Regions from separate parts of the Homo sapiens genome. Here region 1 is linked to region 2. A link is a contact called in ENCODE Hi-C or POLR2A ChIA-PET data. All regions are on one chromosome and are shown on one strand. Each heading gives the region's core, a stretch centred on a gene start or an enhancer-like site at or near the end of the contact. The rest is flanking DNA. Distances are from core to core; before and after follow the strand shown. Region 1 overlaps MACROD1 (mono-ADP ribosylhydrolase 1). Region 2 holds the start of RCOR2 (REST corepressor 2).

Region 1 (5,208 bases), core at 634-3,133, 84 kb after region 2:
CTGCCTGCCCTGGTGCAGGCTTTCACCTGCCTGGCCCTGCGCCCTTCACGGAGGCTCACGGCTGTGTGCCATCACCCCCATCTCGCCACCGCCAGGCGCCCTTGCGCAGGAGAAACAGGGAAGGAAGGGGCGGGCCTGGCCCTGCGCTCTGCACCCTGACTCCCTGGGCGATGATGGGGGCTGGTCACTCTGGCCGGGATGCGGACCCCACCCTCGCCCGGGCCCAGGACTCACCTTGTCCTTGTGCTGCTCCAGCCACTCTCGCAGCGTGGCCAGCACGATCTCGGCGGCCGCCTCACAGGGGTAGCCTGAGGCGGGTGGGGCGGGAGTGAGTCCTAGGCTCTGGCCCCGCCCACTCCCCTGTCCGCCCCGGCCCCTCCCGGCGTCTGGGTCCACCGCCCACTCCTGGTCCTTGCCTTTCTTCCAGACTCACCAAACACGCCGGTGGAGATGCAGGGGAACGCCTGGGCGGGGAGGGGTGAGAGGGGGTTGGAACATTGTCACTGCGCCCCGCCTCCCGCCCTCCCCCGCGGGCCGTCCCTCACCACCGAGCGGAGCCGGTGCTCCAGCAGCAGGTCCAGACTGCTCAGGTAGCAGCTGCGGAGCTCGGCAGCCTGACTGGCGCTGGGCTCCCCGTAGGCGATGGGCCCCACTGTGTGGATGACGTCTACGGGGGGCGACGGGGTCAGACCGGCGGGGGTCTACGCGGTCCTCAGCTCCCTCGCTTCCCCCTGCCGGCCTGGGCAGAAGGGGGCAGGAAACACCTTTCCCCCCAAGCGCTGAGCCTCCTCCGCGAAGGCCCCCACCCCTGTGGGCCCCCTCGAGCCCGAATCCGCACGCGCACAGAGCCCCGCGCCCCCTCCCCACATCTGTATGGGCCCGGCTGAGACCCGAGCGCGAGTGTGGGCGCGAAGGCGTTGCCCCCCAGCTCCATCCTCAGCCTCCACGCACGGTCTCCCCCATGTGCTTCCTGGGGTGTGCGGGGTGGGGGCCGGGTCTTGGCCCTTAAGGTTAAGAAGGGCCCCCTGAGGAGTTCCCCAGCACTCCTGTGGGGGCCGCACCCCTGATGTCCCAGTGACACACGGGCGCCCTGTCTGCGCCCCACAGCTGGGGGCGCGTCGGGGACTCACACTTGGCCGGGAGCCGATAGCCGCCGGTGATCTTGGCCTTGCCAGTCTTACAGCTCTGCAGGGTCCGGCACTCGTCGGTAAGCAGGGGGCCGGCGGCCCGATGAATGCAGCCGTCCACTGCGGGAAGGGCGGGCGCGACTGAGCTGGCCTGGCAAGGCTGCGGCCCCGGGGTGAGCACCCTCAGTCCCGAGAAGCCCCTCGGCGATGCGAGGACCCATGCGGAGCCGCGCCCCAACCCCGTGGCCTCCGGCCGCGGCCGCTGCCCCCACCCCCGCCCGGAATGTTTCACATCTGGGGAAACCGAGGCGCAGAGCGGGACGGCCCTGGGCCTGGCGGGAAGTCGCGCAAGGAGGCCGGCAGGGGGCGCACCCGGCCCACCCTGTCCCTTCCAGGCCGCGCCGCCAGGGCCCAGGCAGGGCGGCTCCGGGAGGCGGGGGCCGCCGGGACAGGAACCGCCGCCCGAGCCGGGGTGACGGGGAAGCTTCCTCCCCGACGCCCCTCCCTAGCCCTGTCCCGGGCGCGCTGCAGGGCCCGCGACCAGTCGCTGCCTCCGCCCGGGCCTCAGCGTCGGTGCGATCCCAAGGCCCACCTCCCCAGGCGGCGCCCCATCACGGGGCGGCGGCAAACCCTAGGACCCATTTTGCGGATGAGGAAACCGAGGCCACCTTGTTACAGGGTGATCAGATCTGTAGCTGGAGTCTGGGTCTTCCAGCCGCGCGGGGAGGTGAGCCCGACGCCCGGGCCCGAGTCTCCTGGCGCGCAAACCCCAGCTGGTTAATGAACCGCCTCGTTAGCGCATCCAGCTTAATTACGGCCCCGCATGGGCTTGTTTATCCGAGGGCGGCTGCAGGGCCTCGCGAGCGACCCTGGGGACCCGGGCGCAGATAAACAACCGGGGCGCAGCGGGAGGCATGGAGGAAACGCTCCAGCAGCCCAACCTCGCCAGGGCACCGCGCAGGAGAGGCGCGGCCTCAGGCAGGCCTGGGTCCAGCCCGGGCTCACCCCTCATCGGCTGTGAGATCCTGCCCCTTCCCCTCTCTGGCGTCCACCCTCTTATCTGGAATACCGGGACAGCGACCCTCCCACAGAGGAAAACGCCGCGTGCTGGCCGGGAGGACAGGGCCCATCTTTGGCAGCTCTGATCGCCCACGCCAGGAGCTCCTCAGGCACCAGCTGCCTGGTGCTCACAGGCGGGCATCAAGAGAGGACCATCATTCCCCATTTTACAGATGGACAAACCAAGGCCACCTTCTCCTTCATCACCTCAGTCTCGGCACAGTTCCAGGGATGCCAGGTAGCTCACACCCCTTTCTTTTGCTGTTTGATCTCGTGCCCTGGGGGCACAATTAAACCTCATTCTGCAACTTTACTCAGAGCTGGCACCAGGCAATTTCCCAGAGCGTCCCAGGGATGGGTGGGCAGAGAGGTTAGGGGAACGCTGAGAACGGCTCAGGCCTGGATCCCTTCCACCTGCTCCTCTCCTCTGCAGGGAGAAAGGCAGCTGTAGCCCAGGGCGAGGCTGAGATGGAGCAAGAAGGCAGGGCCCAGAGCGGGCGTCCAGGCTGGAGCTCCCAGTGCTGGGAAGTGAGTGTTCCGAATGGGGTGCCGTGGCTGGGCTGTGGAGCTGGGCAACGTGAGTTCACATCCTGGCTCTGCCAGCCACAGATGTGTGACCCCTCACATATCATTTAACCTCTCTGGGTCTCAGTTGCTCCATCTGGAAAATGGGATAATAGCACCCACCTCAGAGCTCATTGGGCTGTTGGAAGGATTGAGTTAAACTAACTTTGTAATGTGCTTAAGGCAGTGCTTGGCAAGAATGGAGGTCATGAGTGTATCCTGTTATTAACAACAGTGTGACAGTGTGGGCATGTTCGGGTATGTGTACATCAGTGTGATGGGAGGTGGGTGCACACAGGGTGTTCACAGTGTGTGGGGGTGAGCCCAGGGATCTGTCTGAGCTGGCTCTCCTAGGAGCCTCCCGGGTCGAGCACCTGGCACCGGCTGCTCGAAGTCTCTGGGGGCTCACCGCCCTGCAGGCGACCTCGGCCAGCTGTGGGGGCCCGTGCGGGGAAGTGGAGCTCAGTGTTTCAGGAATTTAATGTTTCCTGCGGAAGTGGACTGGCCTGCAGCCAGGCCTTTGGGGCTGACCTGGGGGCGCAAGGGAGGTGGAGGGAGCTGGAATCAATGCTGGCAGAGGGCTCAGGCCAGATGCCCCCTCCTCACCCCCAGCAGTTCCAGAACAGGGCCTGGGCCAGGTGATGGCTCTGCAGGGGCCCCAGGGAGGGGCTCCCCTAAAGCAGAGATGAGGGACAGGTCACTGTCAGCCCACTGCTACCCCAACAAGCTAGAGTGCAGCCTGGCCCCTCTTGCCTGCGTGTCCCTCCCTGTCCACACACCAGCCTTCTCGCTCTCTCCCCTGAGAGTGCAGAGGGGAACCCCCCCACCCTGCTCTCCTTAGCCATAGGCCCAAAGGACCCCTCCCACACACACTCCCAGAGTCCCCTTAGCTCTGCCCTCCAGGCCCTGTCCTGGCTCTTACCTGGGGCTAAGCTAGGTCCTAGAGACTCAAGCTTCCTGGGGTCCCATTCAGGGGAGATGCCCTTCCTTCCCTCTTCCCTCTTCCCACCCCACCCCAAGGCAGCTGGAAAAGACCAGCAGCCCTGATCCCTGGGGCTACCTGGTGGAGGTGGGGTATTCCCAGTTCACAGGAGCTGACCAACCCTTAGTCTCCTCTCCAGGGCCCTCAGCCACCAAAACAAACCTCCAGGCTCCAGCTCAACCCTCACCCCAAGTCAGCAGAAAACCTGGGGTCTTTCCTGGGGAGGCAGAGCCCACTTGGGTGGCGGGACCCCCCTGAGATGTTTCTCCATCAGGTCAAAGATGAAGCCTTCCTCCACCTGTGGCCAGAAGATGGCCCCTAAGGCCCCTCTGCCTCCTCCCTGCAGCCCCTTCTTCCCTCCACCCTCCTCTACCGTTAAACTCCCCCTGATATGGCTCCTTCATATCAGCCCTCTGTCTCACTATATCATCCAGGCTGGAGTGCAGTGGTGCAATCTTGGCTCACTGCAACCTCTGCCTCCTGGGTTCAAGTGATTCTTATGCCTCAGCCTCCCGAGTAGCTGAGCTTACAGGGGCGCACCACTATGCCCAGCTGATTTTTTGTATTTTTAGTAGAGATGGGGTTTCACCATGTTGCCCAGGCTGGTCTTGAACTCCTGACCTCAAGTGATCCACCCGTCTCAGCCTCCCAAAGTGCTGGGATTACAGATGTGAGCCTGTGTTTTTTTGAGACAGGGTCTTGCTATGTTGCCCTGCCTAAGCCTCCTAAGTAGCTGGTATGACTCACCCCCCATGGCCTTTGTCAGCCTTCTTGTTGGGTAAGCACCTGCGTGGTGATTTACAGCCGCTGTCTTATTATTTTTCCTGTTTATAGAAGAAGAAACTGAGGCACAGAGAGCAAAACTTGCCCACACGGCTGGAAGGTTGGGCTCCCAACCTCAGTGGCTCTGCTTCCTCTGGGACCACTAAAGGGCCTCGCCCTGAACCACTCTGGCTGACTGGTTTGAATGGCCCCCTGTCCACGCTCTTGGGGAGGCAGTGTCTCCCCACATCAGCACGTCCCCTTCCAGCAGGGGGGCTGCCCTGGTGGCCTCTTGTTGCACAGTGTTCTGAGGCCACTGTCTTTCTGGACGGTTTGGCTGCCCCCAGCGCTGACGGCTCCCTCCATCCAGCGGGACTTCCCGTCTCCTTCGTGGGCTCTCGTTCCTCAGGCCGCTCCTCAAATGCCACTGGGGCTCTGCCTGCCCTCGCCTGAGCCCGGAGGAACCTCTTTCTGCCCCAAGCCCTGGCCTCTGAGCGGCCCTTGACCCTCCGCCCCATCTTAGGCATCTCCCTGCTTTGCTGTGGTAAAGCCCTGCCTTCCAGCCTCCACGGCCAGCATTCAGCCCAGCATCTGTGCGCCTCCCATGGAAGGATGTTGTGGAAGGAAGGAGGGCTGGGCTGAGTGATTGCCCATGGCCCTGGGCATTCCTGGGGCAGTGGAGGGCACCAGGAGTGGGCAGTCCTCAGAGCCAGC
Region 2 (5,367 bases), core at 29-2,528:
CCGGGGGAGGGGAGCGGGGTTGGAGGGCAGCCCCTAGACCTGGACCACAGCCCTGCAAGGAACCCAAGGCTCCTTCCCACCACAGGAGCCTCACAGCTCTGTGTGGAGGTGTCTCTCCAGTCCCTGCTCCAGCCAGACCTCAGTCCCCTGCAAGGTGGCAAGGTATGAGGGACCCACTCTATGCAAGGGAGGGATGCCTCGGTCCCTGAGGGGGTGAGGGCAGGGCAGGGGCCGGCAGGACGCCTCCACAGCAGCTAGGGGCCCAGGTTCCAGATTGGCTGTGCCGGCAGCCTGGGTTTGTGGGAGAAGCAACGCAGAGGCTCCAATCCAGGAGAGGCAGGAGCCATCAGTGTAACAGGCTCGTGGTCTGCAACTCTTCCCCCTCCCGCCCCACTCCGCTCCCCCCAGGCCGGCGCGCCTTTAACCCTAGGCCACCGGGCTCACCGTGCGAGTGCTCCTCCTCGCTGCTGTCATCCTCCGAGTGGGGCTGTCCGCCGTTGGGCACCGTCTTGGCCCGGCTACGGGACAGGATCCCAGAGCCCGCGCTCGGCTTCTCCATCACTGAGGGCATTACCCCGCCCAGCTGCCCCGGGGGGCGCAGGAGCCTTCGGAGAGCGACAGTGGTTGCCGCACTCGCTCCGAGTGCCGAGCCCGGCCCGGCCTGGAGAGGTCGCCACTGAGGTTAGGAGAGGCAGGAGGTCAGCGTGGCTAGGGTCCGGCGGGGTGGGAGCCCACCTGGTAGCCCCAGCGCTCTCCACGACCCCCACGAGCCAGGGCGTCAGAAAAGTTTGTGCAGAAGTGGGGGACGCAAGGGATGAGCGCAAGGTCCGGTGCGGCTGGGGCGTGATTACTATGTACGCCCCTCAGGGTTGGGGTTCCCCTGAAGTCGGGGCCCCCTGTCCTCGGGGCGCCCTGGAACCCCACCGCCCACCTGCCCACGCCGTTCAGCGGCTGGGCGCTGGAGCGCAATCTGCGCCCCCCGGGCTCTGCGCCTCTCAGCTGCGCCGGGGATGCCCCAGTCCCCGGGCGGGGACCCGTGTCCTAAGCAGACCCCTGCCCGCGACGGCAGCCGGCCGGGGCACCGGCGGCGGCGGCGGCGGCGACGGCGGCGGGACGGCGCGCACGGCGCGCGGCGCTGGGCAGAGTTGCCGGGAGGCGGGCGGAGCGCAGCCGCGGGTGCCGCCTCGCACCCTCCCCGGCGCGCTCGCTCTCCCCGCCGCGCTCGGGATGCCGCTTGCTCGCCCGCTCTCCGCCGCCGCTCGCTCCTCGCGCACACAATGAAGCTGCTGGCAGGGAAGTAGTGCCGGCTGCGGCCTCAGCACCCCTCCCCCAGCCGATGCCTCCGCCAGCTGAACATCTGGCCCTGGGGTGGGAGGGAGGGCCCGGGGGGCGGGGCCAGGGGGCCGGGGCCAGACCTCCAGGGGGTGGGATCAGGACCCTGGTGGGGCGCGCGTCCCGCTGCGGGGGCTCCCCTCGCGTCCCTGGGCTCCCAGACTTGCCCCTGGGGGAGACCCCACTGCCCCCCAGGAGTAGCCAGGGGTCAGCCCCACCCACGCGCACACCAACACCACACACCAGTGGGCTCGGGTTACTGCCGCCTGCCCCGGGGGCCCTGGGGCCGCCTGCCCGCCCGCCCGGGTGGAGCCCAGCTTTTCCTTCCATTTCCCTTCCTGCCAAGGAACTCCCCGCCCCCCCTTCCGCAGGGGGGACCCCCCTTATGCGCCCTTGGGGGCCAGAACGGATGGGAGGCTGGACAGGCAAGGAATGAATTCCTCCAAGAGCTACCCAGCCAGAGGCTGGCTTCTGGTGGATCTGTGGGTCCCCAAGGGTCGCCCCAATTCCCTTTAACTGCTGCAGTATGCACCCCTAAACAGTGGTAGCAAGGGCTGAGGGATGGGGAGTGGGAGGTGTAGGGGAAGGTCTGGGCTGCAGGGGAGAGAGGAGCTGGGTCTCCTCCCCACTGGGTTCACTGTCACCCCAGCTGGAAGCAGCATCCCCCTCCCCCCGGACAAGCACGGGCAGAGTGACAGACAGGGAAGCGGGTAGAGCGGCACAGACGGAGATGGGGGAGGGGGTGGGCAGAGACTTTCAAAGCCAGACCCAGCCACCCTGCCAGGCACACAAAGAGCCAGCGCACACACCGGCGGCGGCTCCGAGCCTGCGAGCTGCGCCCGTGCCCGTCCCCGCCGCCCGGGGCACGTGCTGCAGCGCACACAAGCTGAAGCCCCCGCCCGCCGCCCCTCCCACCCGGAGCCCCAGTCTCCTGGACACACCTCCACCCAGGCACACCCCGCTGTGCCCAGACTGAGCCGAGCCCGCACTCGCGCCCTCCTCTCCCTTCCCTTCCTGGTCCACTCTGTAATCAGATTCCTAAATTTAGAAGCAGCCTAGGGCCCAGCCAGGGATCCCTGCCCCCACCCGCTGCCTGCGGCCGAGTGGCCGGGGTGTTGCGGTCGGGCCACGACCCGGCTGGGGCCGCTTGTTCCCGGGGACTCCTGCGGACAGCCAGGGAAAGCCAGGCTCGACCCCACCCGGCTGCTGCGCCGTCGAGCCACATGGGGCCACCCAGCCAGCGGCCACGTTGCCCGCCACACCTCGGGCCAGGGCTACGGGGCCTTTATCCTCCTCTTAAATCATGGATTGGGCACCAAGCCCCAGGGTGGGGAGGTCTGGACAAAGGAGAATGAATGGACCAGGGGCTGGTCTGAGCTAAGGAGGTCTGATTCAAGACTGAGAGTCTTCCCAGGCCGACCCCTCCTAAGTGGCAGGGCGCCATCCCTGTCCCCAGCACCTCCACCCTTTGGAGAGACTCTCATTTCTGTCCCCTCCTGCCTGGCAGGCAACCATTGCTGCACACCAGCCTCTCCTACGGTGCTGTCTTCCATCTTGCCCCCGCCCCCTATTAGGCAGGGCCTCAGTTGAGTCCCCCATCCCCCTTGCCTCCTTCCCAGACTCAAACCTGCACCCCCAGGCTCAGCATCCTGCTTATTTCTTGCCTCCCTACTCCAGGGCTGCCCCAGGTACCCCCAGTCTCTCTAGCAGGGATCCCCAGCCACTGGATTCCCTCCGGCCCAGCATCCCTCTTCCCCGCCTCCTAAGAACCTCATTCTCTTCATTTCTATCTAGAGCCAGGCACTCTGGGCCAAAGGAAGACTCTGCTCTGGAGGTGGGGACAGGGAGGGGAGGTTTATTCCTTGGGGCGGGGGTTGGGAGAGTCCCTAGGCCCTGATGCAATGAGGCTTCTGCCTAGGAGGTGGGCCACGACACAGGAAGTGTGTCCTAGGAGTTTGGGGGCGACTGTGGGGGCCACGGGGTCCAGAGGGAAGGCGCATTCCTAGTGAAGAACCCCCTCATGGAGGGGCAAGGGTGCAGGGTTAGAAGGGGGAGGGGCAAGGCCCCACCCCTCCCACCTGCTACAGCCGCCCCCTCCCCAGCTGGCCCCCTCTTTTGTGCGAAGCCACACAAAGGACAAGGGGCCCCGGCCGGCCTGGCCATCTGCTCCCAGCAGCATGAAGGCTCTTAAAGAGACAGCACCCCCTCCCTGCCGCCCCGGGGCTGCGGGGCGGGGCTGCGCCACCGGATCCGGGCTCCGCGGTTATCCCAGATCCCACCCACCTTTCCCTGGCTCCACTTGTCCCCAGGTCAGAAATCGTCCTCCCCCAGGCCTGGGGCACAGAGGTGCCACGTGGCCAGGAACATGGGGGTGTGGGAGGGGAGGGAAGGAGAGGCAGCCCGGGGACCAGCCCCTCCTCTCCTGCAGCCTGAGGCAGCGGAAGGGGCCAAGGAAGCTGGGCAGCGCGGCCGAGAACCCGGGGCCCTCACCTACCCGAGCTACCTCCGAGCTTGGCGCGAGCCGGAGGGCTCCCGGGAATGCCCTCCCCGCCATTTTCGCCGATGAGCTCGGGCTCACCCTTCCACTGGAAGCGACAGCGCCTTCTTTTCGAGGGCTGCAGGCCAGGACGCAGGCCGCCTGGAAGCAAGTGTGATCAGGGCACATTTATTTCCTACGGTGTGCCAGATGAGGAAACTGAGGTCTTGCACAGCCCCTACACAGGCCTCCGCCAGAAGCTGCATCCCTTGCCTGGGCCAGAAAAGGCTCCTCACCCCTCCAGTCCCCAGGGAAGCCGGCCCTAGCCAGGCCGAGTCCCACTCAGCGCCCTTGCCACACACACAGCTCAGAGACACAAGTCTATATGATGCCTGTGGTGGTTTCCTTGCCTGTCTCTGGCTGGGCTGTGTCCCCATGAGGGCAGGGGCTCTGTTTGCTGCTGTGCTTTCGGGGCCTGGCATACAGTAGGCACTCAGTGTTTGCTGAATGAATAAGTGTCGGAAGCCCTTTGCCTTCACCGGGCTTCTCTGCGCTCTGCCTGCTGGGTTTCTTGCTTCCTCCTTCCTCAAGGTGAGGCCGAGGGGACAAAGGTTGAACAGGGATGCTGGGAGGGAAAAGGAGGGTGACCTTGGGCAAGCCATCCGGCCTCCCCTTGCCGCTCCCTCCTCCCGCAGGCGGGGGCAGCTCCAGCCAATCCCAAGCCCGCCAGCCCTGCCAGACAGACTGGGACTGTCCCGAGCTCCGGCCCAGCGAGCCTGGCCGCTGTGGTGTGTTGCCTGGGACCCTGGCCAGGCCATCAGTGGCCACAGCCAAGGGGCTAAACTTGGGGAGGGAGAGAGGCAGCGGGAGGGCCCCGGGGTTGGGGAGGGAGTGTGGTGGGATCCGAGCCAAAACCTGGCTGAGCAATTAGGGGGCTGGGGGGAGGTGCTTCCATCGACTGGGGGCCTGGCGGGAGGTGACCCTGGGGAAATGGAGGAGGTGGGCTAGAGTGGAAGGACCATGGCAGCTCCCTCTGGGGCCCCCACCCTCTCAGTCCTGCCCAGACAGGAATTCGGTTCCTCCCTCCCCTGCCGCCCACTGGGGCCCTGGGCAGGCTGTGTGGCCCAGGGTGCTGCCCTCCCCTTTTCTGGGCCCTGTCAGTGAACCCCCTGGCCTAGCCGGCACTCCTTCCCCCACCCCACCTCACCCCCCACCCAGGGTTGTGAAGAAGCTGAAAGAGGTGACAGAGGTGGCAATCTGGCGCTTGGCACCACCCCGGCACGGTGGCCGTGCAAGGAGGCGGCAGAGGGAGGCAAGACAGGCACATCTGGGAGTGGCCCTTGGGGGAGGATGCAGCAGACCAGGCGCGGGGTCAGCAAGGAGACTCCAGGCTTCAGACACCCACGTGGGGGAAATCTGATTCCCTGAGCAAATCTGACATCCCTGGGGAAGGGTCAGCAAGACCTCGGGTTGAGATGAGAGGTGACAGGAGCTCCCAGACTCCATGAGGGGGAGCCTGCTTGGTTTCTCCGGAAACTGGGATTGGGGGTGGGGGGCCT

What was found. A loop is a pair of places that touch in the nucleus more often than their neighbours do. ChIA-PET counts read pairs that join two places held with the same protein, here RNA polymerase II (POLR2A). Pooled maps may share reads with other maps.
Region 1: a loop to region 2 is called in a pooled map, with 5 times the contacts of the local background. The contact joins the enhancer-like site here to the promoter of RCOR2 in region 2. A Hi-C loop is called at or near these places in 1 of 168 maps with a recorded cell type or tissue (right cardiac atrium) and 5 of 50 pooled maps. POLR2A ChIA-PET finds 5 or more read pairs at or near these places in 4 of 52 experiments (H1 and WTC11).

The regions. Positions count from the first base shown.
Region 1 is chr11:63,999,097-64,004,304 of GRCh38, forward strand. MACROD1 (mono-ADP ribosylhydrolase 1) reads right to left here. Exons shown (of 11, transcript NM_014067.4): 5 at 1,131-1,247; 6 at 546-667; 7 at 434-464; 8 at 235-308. Among named protein-coding and RNA genes, the nearest start is that of OTUB1, 15 kb to the left of the region's middle. RefSeq lists enhancers at 1-518, 92-181, 519-1,454, 1,467-1,974 and silencers at 312-551, 1,202-1,781. Within about 2 kb of position 1,884, at least 5 of the 41 ENCODE cell types and tissues checked have a DNase peak (open chromatin) inside an H3K27ac peak, as active enhancers do.
Region 2 is chr11:63,915,886-63,921,252 of GRCh38, forward strand. It overlaps RCOR2 (REST corepressor 2), which reads right to left and starts at 1,279. Exons shown (of 12, transcript NM_173587.4): 1 at 445-1,279. The coding sequence starts at 571. RefSeq lists enhancers at 356-1,019, 4,331-4,993, 4,994-5,367 and silencers at 1,111-1,230, 1,371-1,430, 2,108-2,157.